Regions from separate parts of the Homo sapiens genome. Here region 2 is linked to region 1. Evidence: read pairs that join two places in POLR2A ChIA-PET (ENCODE). Cell type or tissue: A673. All regions are shown on one strand. Each heading gives the region's core, and the rest is flanking DNA. Links, peaks and the distances in the headings are about the cores only.

Evidence for each region. Peaks named below come from ENCODE experiments on the same cell type or tissue, not always from the same donor. Only the 100,000 strongest peaks of a DNase experiment are listed, where the experiment ranks them.
Region 2: POLR2A ChIA-PET joins it to region 1 with 9 read pairs; 29 of 35 experiments call an interaction of 5 or more read pairs at or near these places.

What each region holds. Positions count from the first base shown.
Region 1 is chr17:57,863,723-57,869,093 of GRCh38, reverse strand. It overlaps CUEDC1 (CUE domain containing 1), which reads left to right. Exons shown (of 11, transcript NM_001271875.2): 8 at 851-944; 9 at 1,679-1,737; 10 at 2,550-2,620. The coding sequence ends at 2,617. Among named protein-coding and RNA genes, the nearest start is that of MRPS23, 16 kb to the right of the region's middle. RefSeq lists enhancers at 1-463, 878-967, 1-1,180. In A673, for the core only: CTCF peaks have their summits at 471 and 678; no DNase peak of the experiment used is centred there; H3K27ac peaks cover 1,475 bases.
Region 2 is chr17:58,011,834-58,017,204 of GRCh38, reverse strand. No RefSeq gene overlaps it. Among named protein-coding and RNA genes, the nearest start is that of SRSF1, 7.3 kb to the right of the region's middle. In A673, for the core only: no CTCF peak of the experiment used is centred there; no DNase peak of the experiment used is centred there.

The sequences.
Region 1 (5,371 bases), core at 107-5,106:
CCCCAGCTTTTCTGAGACAGGCCCTGTGGCCTCCCAGGAGTGAGGGAGCCCCTCAGCACATGTAATGCAGCTGACTCTTGGTGAACCAGTGACATTTTCATCGCAGGCTGGCTCCCTCAGCCTTCCTGCCTCACTTCCCTCTACAGCTGAGTCTAGATACAAATTAAGTTTTAAATCCTCTTGAGCCAGATGTCTGCAGAAAAATAACGTGCCACACATGCCCTCACCGCAATCCTCATGTTCACGTTCTCTGTGGCTCGAGGAGGCTTGGCCGGAGCTGACTGCACAGAGAGGCCCTTGCTAAGCCTCTGTGGGGGTGGGGGACCTCTTTCCACAAAGTCCTACCAGCCTTGAATGCCCCCTTCCCTCCCCCTCACCTCCCCGCCACACAGACCCACAGCCATGTGTGAATGAGGCTGCGATCCTTTCAGGCTCCATTTCAAGGAAAATCTCGGATTAGTCATGGAAATCCCAGAACCAACTTTGGAGGTGGCTAGGGGAGGGGCGGGAAGGCGGTGGCGGCGGGAAAGCGAGCCAAGATGCGTTGCAGTGTGTTGCAGCTGGGGAGGGAATACTTGGATCTTGAGCCGCCTGCGGTCCCTGGGCCTGGCTCAGGGTGTCCTGTGCTGCCCCTGCAGGCTGACCCAGGATGTAGCCTCTTGCTCCTGGGGTGGCGTCCTCAGGGGTCTGCGATTCCTGTCATCTCTCCCTCCTCAGCTCCCACCCTTGCCTGCCCCCTGCTCCCTCTCCGGGGGGCCTTGGTCCTCCCCTGGCCTTTCCCACACCTGGGAGGAGGCCATCTGGTGTGCTGGCTGCTGAGAGAATGACTCACAGGTCTCTCTGCCCCCAGCCACCCGGAGGAAACTGTTTGAACTTGCCCGAGCCTTCTCAGAGAAGACCAAAATGAGGAAGTCAAAGAGGAAACACTTGTTGAAGCATCAGTCGTATCCTTTCCAGCCTGGCACTGGTGGGGGTGGTGGAAGCCAAGGGCCATGGAGCAAGACCCCTGTTGGACTCCCTGCAGCTGTGCCCTCCCCTGGGAGTGGAACCCGGCTCTGTGGCCTTCCCTTCCTCCTCCCCTCTCCTCCATGAGCTTGGCCACCAGTCCACTGCCCGTCTCTCGTTGCCAACCAGGGACCAGGCCTAGGGAGCAGGGCAGCAGCTCCTGTCTCCCTTCTGTAGGCCCAGAAGTTGTCCTATTAACTTTTTTTTTGGTCTGAGGTTATGTACTTCTTGGGAGAAAAAGTGGTTCTTCCATCAATATCAAACCTTCCCTTCATTTCTCTAGTTGAACTGGTGCACGAGTCCTCCTCACTCCAAGCATGTTGGCCCTCCCTTCCTCGAGTAGAAATACGGCTTTCCACCTTTTTATCAGAACTCCTATTCATGCTTCTCAAACAGGGCCTAGGATAGCAGAGGCTCAGCAGCCAGAGGGAAACAGGGAGGAAGCTGTTTCTCCATCCCCAGAGATGTAAGCTGGGCGAGAGTGTCAGGGCCTGGCCATACCACTGACCTCAGGAAAATGAGCCTGGGGGACAGTACTAAGGGTGTGGGGGGTCAGGTGGGTGTGTCAGGTACCTCCAGAGCTTTGAGGGGTGGGGCAGAGAGTCAGTGGGACTGGGAGGACTAGGGCAGTGTCCCCTCATCCCTGGGACGGTTTTCCTGAATGGCCTGGCAGGCTGGGGGCTGCCGCGTCAACAGCCAACCTCCTGGATGATGTGGAGGGCCACGCGTGTGGTGAGGCTGGAGGGGAGTCGTAAGCTCCAACTTCTCTATGATCGGTGATCTCCCAGCGGAGTTCCTGGGTGTTTCATGGGAGCACCCGCCCTGTCCCCTGGAGGAACACACTGAGGGTTGGTGGGCAGGTGACCCAAAGATATGGATCCCCCTGACTTGGTCGACATTGCTTCCCCCTTTCTGCAACCCCTGAAAAGGGGCCCTAGCCCTACTTCCACCTAGATGTGTACCTGTAGCATGAAGTGCCAGGTACTGTTTCTGGGGAATATTCTTTTGGGTGTGAGGTGGCAGACAGGCCTGCCCCCATGGGGGACCCTCGGCCTGAGAACCAAGCACTGGGCAGCTTCAGTCTGTGGGCCCAGAGGCTTCTCAACTTTCACCCAGTCCCTTCCAAAGGCCACGTGGGCCAGAAGACTCTGCCTCAGACCCTCCTGGGCCCGCAGCTGAACCCTGATCCTCATGCCACATTCGAGGGTCAGGAGGCATCCAGAAACAAGGACTGGAAGGGCCTCAGAGGTCATCTAGATAGTCCAGCTTTTCCATCCCATTTTATAGATGAGGAAATTTGAGGCCCAAAGACGAGGGGAGAACTTGTCCAAGGTCTCAGAGCTCAGTGGTGGACCCTGGCCAGCACCTGAGTGTCCTGCTGCCTCTCTCCCTGGACCCATGCATCGTCTACCTGGGGGGATCTGCATGGGTCCCAAATGAAGGGGGCAGAGAGAGTCGGGTCAGCTCTCTTGCCCAGTCTAGGGGCCGTGCCTGAGCGAGGCCCTGCAGGGTAGAGGATGAGGCAGCTTCCCTCTCCTTTTCAGATGAAGACTTCCGGGGCAGGCGTCAGGAGGCACCCAAGGTGGAGGAAGGCCTGCGAGAAGGACAGTAAGAGGTAAGGCCTGGAGCCATAGCAACCCAGGGACTGCCCAAGGCCAGGGCCCCCCACACTATGCACCCCACATGTCCTCCCAGGTGTCCAGAGGCGCTGGGCTCAGGCAACTGGGTAGCACAGGCCCCACGTGTCTTCCCTCATAGTTGCGGCAGGGACACGGGCGTGGGAACTAGTTCATTGCATGTCTTTTTTGGTTATTTATTCATTTGACAAAAGATGAGCACACCTGCCTATGACAGATGCTGAGAACAGGAAAACAAAATCAGCTTTGACCTTGAAGAGTTTACAGTCCAGTTGAGAAGACAGTCCAGGACACACGTAGCACACTGAGAGGATGATTTAAGAAAAACTGGCTGGGCACGGTGTCCCATGCCTGTAATCCCAGCACTTTGGGAGGCCAAGGTGGGTGGATCAGCTGAGGTCAGGAGTTCGAGACCAGCCTGGCCAACATGGTGAAACCCTGTCTCTGCTAAAAATACAAAAATTAGCCTGGCGTGGTGGCAAGCGCCTGTAATCCCAGCTACTTGGGAGGCTGAGGCAGGAGAATCACTTGAATCTGGGAGGCGGAGGTGGCAGTGAGCTGAGATCGCGCCATTGCACACCAGCCTGGGCGACAAGAGTGAAACTTCATCTCAAAAAAAAAAAAAAAAGAAAAAGAAAAACTGAGGTGGTCTCAACCCGGCTGTGCACACACACAACTCTCTCCAGCCCCCTGCTTGGGTTGGGTGGGCTGGGATCTGCCACACCAGGATGAGGAAACCCTCCTGAGGCAGCGGTTTCTGGCTGAAGCCCCAGGGCTCCAAGCCATTTCTCCTCCTCGCTTCCTGTGCACCCTCTTGGGGAGAAAAAGAAAATACCAAGGCCTCCTCCAGGAGTTGGCCAAGACAGCTGTCCCTTTTCCAGCCCCCGTTTACCATGGGAGAGGGGAAGCTGCCCGGCCTTCCCCAGCCACTTGTTTGGTCCCAGTGGGCAGCATCTACAAGGCTTTCTTGAGTTGATGGTGTGGCAGGTATGGCCCTGTGTCAGACGATGGAGAAATACTCACTTGCCTCAGGATAGTCACAATGGAGGGAAACCGGGAACAAGTAAATACAAGTGCCCTCTCCTCTCTGCCTGGGCAGCTGGCCCCCACACCCACTCCACCTGACTCCCTACCACATCTCCCACCAGGCACTGCAGCCCCTTCTATTCCCCTCAGGCTTTCCTCAAACACAAAGCCGCGGCCCACTTCCCACTGTCCTGGAATGCCCAGATAGAGCCTGCCGGGGAATCGCCTCCACTGTCACCCCACGCTGCTACTATCTCCACGCCCTTCTCCTTCCTACTGGTCCCCAGGGAGAACGGGTCCTGTCCAAACCACCCCTACATCAGAAACTTGCTCATCATTCATTCATTCATTCATTCATTCATTCATTTTGAGACAGAGTCTCGCTCTGTTGCCCAGGCTGGAGTGCAGTGGCACAATCTTGGCTCATTGCAACCTTCACCTCTCAGGTTCAAGCGATTCTCCTGCCTCAGCCTCCCGAGTAGCTGGGATTATAGGCACCCACTATCTTGCCTGGCTAATTTGTTTTTGTATTTTTAGTAGAGATGGATTTTTGCCATGTGGCCAGGCTGGTTTCGAACATCTGACCCCAGGTGACCTGCCCGCCTGGACCTCCCAAAGTGCTAGGATTACAGGTGTGAGCCACCGTACCTGCACCTCATCATTTATTTCTGTCCTAGGACTTCCAGCTTGTCCCCTTCCAGCTCCTTCTGCAAGTTGACATCCTCCTCCTCCTCCCCTTAAACACCAAGGGTCCTTGAGTCTTCCCTGCCATCCTCCTTCATCCACTGCAGGCTGACAGCCCCTCCCATCACTCGGATTGACTCGGAGGTCACCCAGCAGCTCAGGGCCTTAGCATCTTCTGCATTCTTATGGTGCTCTTCCACACGCACTCCCCTGATCTCTCCTGAAGCTGCCCTCCCTTGGCTCCTGTGACCCCAGGAAGCCAGGTTCTCCTTCCTCTCTCCTGGCTCCTGTTGCTCCGCCCACTCCCTAAATACTGGCTCTCCTTGTTGCTCTGCCCTTGACCCTCTTCGAAGTCTTCTCACTGCCCACTCTGGCAGTGCCTCCGCCCTCTTTTATAGCACCAGCAACACTTCTGCGCATCTGGCTCCTACATCTGAATCTCCATCGCAGTTAGGCTTCCAGAGCTGCTTCGTGTCCCCAGCTGCACCCAAGATTTTCTTTTCAGCCTTGGATAGCAACTCAGTCTCTCCTCCTGACTGCCCCCTTTCATTCTCTTTTCTATTCCTTCCATTACCACCCTGATAGATGCTCATCACCTAGGTCACAGCCCTGTTCTCTTCACTGCCCCTACCTACTCTGATTATCCCACCACCAAAACACCACTTTAGTTCCATTTTTCCTGTGCTCTTTGAATGAATCTTTTTTTTTCTTTTTCTTTTCTTTCTTTTTTTTTTTTTTTTTGAGATGGAGTCTCGCTCTGTTGCCCAGGCTAGAGTGCAGTGGTGCAATCTCCACTCACTGCAACCTCCCCTTCTCAAGTTCAAGCCATTCTCCTGCCTCAGCCTCCCGAGTAGCTGGGATTACAGGCACGTGCCACCCCGCCCGGCTAATTTTTGTATTTTTAGTAGAGACGGGGTTTCACCATGCTGGTTAGGCTGGTCTTAAACCCCTGACCTCGGCCCGCCTCAGCCTCCCAAAGTGCTGAGATTACAGGCGTGAGCCACTGCGCCTGGCCTGAA
Region 2 (5,371 bases), core at 279-5,278, 150 kb before region 1:
CACCCAGCCCATAATAGATCATTTTAAGAGCTGTTTCCTGCCAAAGTCATATTCTATTATTATCAGTAACGGGACAATAAAGATGGAAAGAATTAGCCAAAGATGAAACAAAATGAATGAAAGAATGAGGTGGGCAAGTCCTAAAATAAAATTACTAAGACTATATTATTAGATGACTTATTTGGGCTTAAAAGGTGGCCATCTTTTTTTTTTTTTTTTTTTTTTTTTTTTTTTTTTTTTGAGACGGATTCTTGCTCTGTCTCCCAGGCTGGAGTGCAGTGGCGCGATCTTGGCTCACTGCAAGCTCCACCTCCCAGGTTTTACACCATTCTCCTGCCTCAGCTTCCCGAGTAGCTGGGACTACAGGCATGCACCACCTATGCTCAGCTAGTTTTTTTTGTATTTTAGTAGAGACAGGGTTTCACTGTGTCAGCCAGGATGATCTCGAACTCCTGACCTTGTGATCTGCCTCGCCTTGGCCTCCCAAAGCGCTGGGATTACAGGCGTGAGCCACCACGCCTGGCTTGGCCATCTTTATTATACTGTGAAGTAAAAAAACAGGCTGGGCATGGTGGCTCACACCTGTAATCCCAGCACTTTGGGAGGCTGAGGTGGGTGGATCACGAGGTCCGGAGTTCAAGACCAGCCTGGCCAACATGGTGAGACCACCCCCCCCAACCCCATCTCTACTAAAAAAATAAAAAATTAACCAGACAAGGTGGCACACACCTGTAATCTCAGCTACTCAGGAGGCTGAGGCAGGAGAATTGCTTGAACCTGGGATGCGGAGGTTGCAGTGAGCTGAGATTGTGCCATTGCACTCCAGCCTGGGCAACAGAGAGAGACTCCGTCTTAAAAAAATAATAATAAAAATTAAAAAATGAAAAGAAATAAAAAAATCTTTATACCCATTGTGTCTATTCACTGACAGCAACATGATGAAGTTTCCATATAAACAGCATTCTGCTCACCTAACTTCCCAACTTTTTCAAAGAGCAGTCAGTAAATAGTCAATAATATTCATTTTAACAGATAATATACTGGTAATAAAGGGAGTTACAGCAGAAATCTGTCCTCAATATAACTTACTAAGGAAGATGAGACGAATATAAATGAAAATTTAAAATACACGGTTTCTTTCCTTTTCAGAGAATATTTATCCCTGAATCAAGTGGAGCAAGGGAACAGAGAATCTTGCAAGTGAATTGTTTCTGGAAGTAAACTCCTGTACACAGTGGAATCGAGTGGTAATCCCAACCTTTCTAAGTGTCTCTTTACCTAGTAGTAAAAATAAGAATTATGCGCTCAAAAGACAGTAGGGTTGGCACAAAAAATGTTGGAAACAGAGTTTCCAGATTAGGAAAGCCGTATTTCAGTGCAAATTACTCTTGGACTTCCCCCACTCCCAATAATACCTTTGGAGGATTGGTACTGGAGAGAGATTTTTCTAACTGTGGAGATACAGAGGTATTTCTTCCCCCAGTCATTTGGAAAAAAAAAGTTACTGAGTTATAATTTACATACCATACAATTCATCTGCTCTAAGTAGACAATGCCATGATTTTAAATATGTGCACAGTTATGTAACTATCACCACAGGTGGAGTTTTGAGTAGTAAGCAAATCACTGAAAAATTGTGTCTCGTGGCCGGGCGCGGTGGCTCATGCCTGTAATCCCAGCACTTTGGGAGGCCGAGGGGGGTGGATCACGAGGTCAGGAGATTGAGACCATCCTGGCTAACACAGTGAAACCCCGTCTCTACTAAAAATACAAAAAATTAGCCGGGCGTGGTGGCAGGCGCCTGTAGTCCCAGCTACTCGGGAGGTTGAGGCAGGAGAATGGCGTGAACCCGGGAGGCGGAGCTTGCGGTGAGCCAAGATCACGCCACTGCACTCCAGCCTGGGCGACAGAGCGAGACTCCGTCTCAAAAAAAAAAAAAAAAGTGTCTCGTGATTTCAGCTCTTACAGCAGTTAACTCTTTGAATTTCTTTCTTCTCCTACCCCCCAAGTAATCATTTCCAGGGTAAAGTATGGTGCTGACACTAATATGAGGGAACTTCAGGAAGTTTATGGAAAAAATGGAATTAAAAAATAAAAATAAAAACTTTATTTCTCCATATAAGCTCCATCAAGCTCAAGACACTTTCATAAGTAATGATACCAGCCATTTAGTCCATCCCTAAAGAACTTCAGGTCCTGGGAATTTAACCATGTCAATGTACTCTTTTTCACTTTTTAAATTTTTTAAAATTTATTTTGTTTATTTTTTTTAGATGGAGTCTCACTCTGTCGCCCAGGTTGGAGTGTAGTGGTGCAATCTCAGCTCACTGCAACCTCTGCCTCCCGGATTCAAGTGATTCTCCTGTCTCAGCCCCCACGAGTAGCTGATTCCAGGCGCACGCCACCATACCTGGCTAATTTTTCGTATTTTTAGTAGAGACGGGGTTTCACCATGTTGGCCAGGCTGGTCTTGAACTCCTGACCTCAGGTGATCTGCCCACCTTGGCCTCCCAAAGTGCTGGGATTCCAGGCATGAGCCACCGTGCCCAGCCCTTTTTCACATTATTATTAAAAAAAAAAAGGGGTGCCATTTAAACATTTTTAAAGATTAAGAAACAAAAAGATGTCAGAAGGAGTCAAATAAAGACTGCCAGGTGGATGCCTAATGATTTCCCATTAAACCTCTTGCAAAATTGCCCTTGCTTGAGAGGAATGAGCAGGAGCATTGTCATGGTGGGGAACTCTCCAGTGAAGCTTTCCTGGGCAGTTTTTTTTTTTTTTTTTTTTTGCTAAAGTTTTGGCTTTCTCATAATAAGCATATCTGCTTATTCTCATAATAAGCACAAATTATCATTCTTTGGCCCTCCAGAAAGTCAACAAGCAAAATGCCTTGAGCAGCCAAAAAAAACTGGTGCCATGATCTTTGCTCTGGGACTGATCCATTTTTGCTTTGACTGGACCACTTCCACCTCCTAGTATCCATTGTTTTGATTATACTTTGCCTTCAGGATTGTACTGGTAAAACCATGTTTCATGTCCTGTTACAATTCTTCAAAAAAATGCTTCAGGATCTTGATCGCACTTGTTTAAAATCTCCATGGAAAGCTCTGCTCTTGTGTGCAGCTGATCTGGGTGTGCAGTTTTAGTAACCTTTGAGTGGAAAATTTGCTCAGCTTAAATTTTTCAGTTAGAATTGTGTGAGCCAAACCAATTGAGATGTCTATGGTATTGGCTTTGGTTTCTGCTATTAATTGTTGGTCGTCTTTTATGAGAGCATGTGAGAAACAAACTTACCCATCCAAACCCAAAGAATTGTCTCAGAGACCCAGAGAACAGCAAAAGTGAGACTTTTAATGACAGTCTTGCAAGATTGGGTGTCTGATAGACAGGCACACCCAGCACAGTTTTTTTTAAATTAAATTTTATTTTTTTGAGATGGAGTTTTGCTCTTGTCACCCAGGCTGGGGTGCAGTGGCACGATCTTGGCTGACTGCAACCTCCGTCTCCCAGGTTCAAGTGATTTTCCTGCCTCAGCCTCCCAAGTAGCTGGGATTATAGGCACCTGCCACCATGCCCAGATAATTTTTGTATTTTTAGTAGAGATGGAGTTTTGCCATGTTGGCTAGGCTGGTCTCAAACTCCTGACATATGGTGATCCACCCGCCTCAGCCTTCCAAGGTGCTGGGATTACAGGTGTGAGCCACCACACCAGGCCCCAGCATAGTTGTTTTTTTTGAGACGGAGTCTTGTTCTGTCAACCAGGCTGGAGTGCAGTGGCGCAATCTCAGCTCACTGCAACCTCCACCTCCCAGGTTCAAGTGATTCTCCTGCCTCAGCCTCCCGAGCAGCTGGGACTACAGGTGCATGCCACCATGCCCAGCTAATTTTTGTATTTTTAGTAGAGACGGGGTTTCACCACGTTGGCCAGGATGGTCTCTTGACCTCATGATCTGCCTGCCTCAGCCTCCCAAAGTGCTGGGATTACAGGCGTGAGCCACCACACCTGGCCCCCAGCACAGTTTTTTAACAAGCAATTTATCCCCTAGTGTGCAGGTCCCTCCCCTGGTTTCTCACAGGCTGCGTACTATGGGGTCACAATCTTCCCAGACATTGACTATTAATTGTCGGGTAGGGGCTTTAGGGTTTTCTTAGGGTTGTCTTGCTGCATTTTATTGCAGCCCACAATGCATTGCAATCCTAGTTAGGTCAGGGGCAATTCAAGTATTTAACTTATGACCTAAGTAGCTGGGCAGGCTGATAAGAGAAGACAAAATGAGCTATTTTGCAGACTAGTAAACTTTCATCTTATACTAAACTTTTTTGGTTTGGGTGAAGGCAACTAAGGGGGGAAAGAGAAGTGCGGGGGAAGAGGGAGGCTGACAAGCAGGCATCAGCTGTCCAAGTAGGGGTCTAGTATGTTCTGTTTCTTCTGTAGTTTGCTGACCTAAGCCCATGTAAGGCATTTTGTCTTGAAAACGGACCACTGTATTTATTATTGCCTTCAAGCATGACAAGATTAATTTTTTCCTTGCAAATTGATGTGGGTAGTCTGCCACTGCAGGCTTCCTCTTCAACAGTGTCTCATCCCTTTTTTTTTTTTTTTTGAGACGGAGTTTTGCTCTTGTTGCCCAGGCTGGAGTGCAATGGCGCGGTCTCAGCTCACCGCAACCTCCACCTCCCAGGTTCAAGTGATTCTCCTGCCTCACCCTCCCTAGTAGCTGGGATTACAGGCATGTGCCACCACGCCTGGCTAATTTTGTATTTTTAGTAGAGACGGGGTTTCTCCATGTTGGTCAGGCTGGTCTTGAACTCCCGACCTCAGGTGATCCGCCTGCCTCGGCCTCCCAAAGTGCTGGGATTACAGGCGTGAGCCACCGCGCCCAGCATCCCTTCTTAAAGTGAACTCTCCAATTATAAAATACTGATTTCTTTGAGGCATTGTGCCCATAAACTTTTGGTAAAGAATTAATGATTTCACCATTTTTTCACCCAAGGTTCATCATAAATTTGATGTTTGTCCTTGCTTCAATTTTAACAGAATACATGTTGCTCTGATAGGGGCTCTTTTCAAACATATGTCTTATTCTTTTTAGTACCTCAAACTAGATCCTGTTCATACATGTTATAACAAGTTAGTATGAGTTTATTTTGGTGTAAAAAAATTTTGAAATCCATGCATGATTTGTTCATAATACACATTTTCCATGAACTTTTAAAAGTCTCCTCCTGAGATTATTGGATTGAATCAAAAGTATTTAAAAAGTTTCTCTTGGAGGAAGGAACTTTTAATAAACAGTAATAGTGTTAAAAATTAGGTTGCTTCCGACAATGAAGTTGGTAAAGTCCATGCTTACTAAATCAGCTGGTTGTG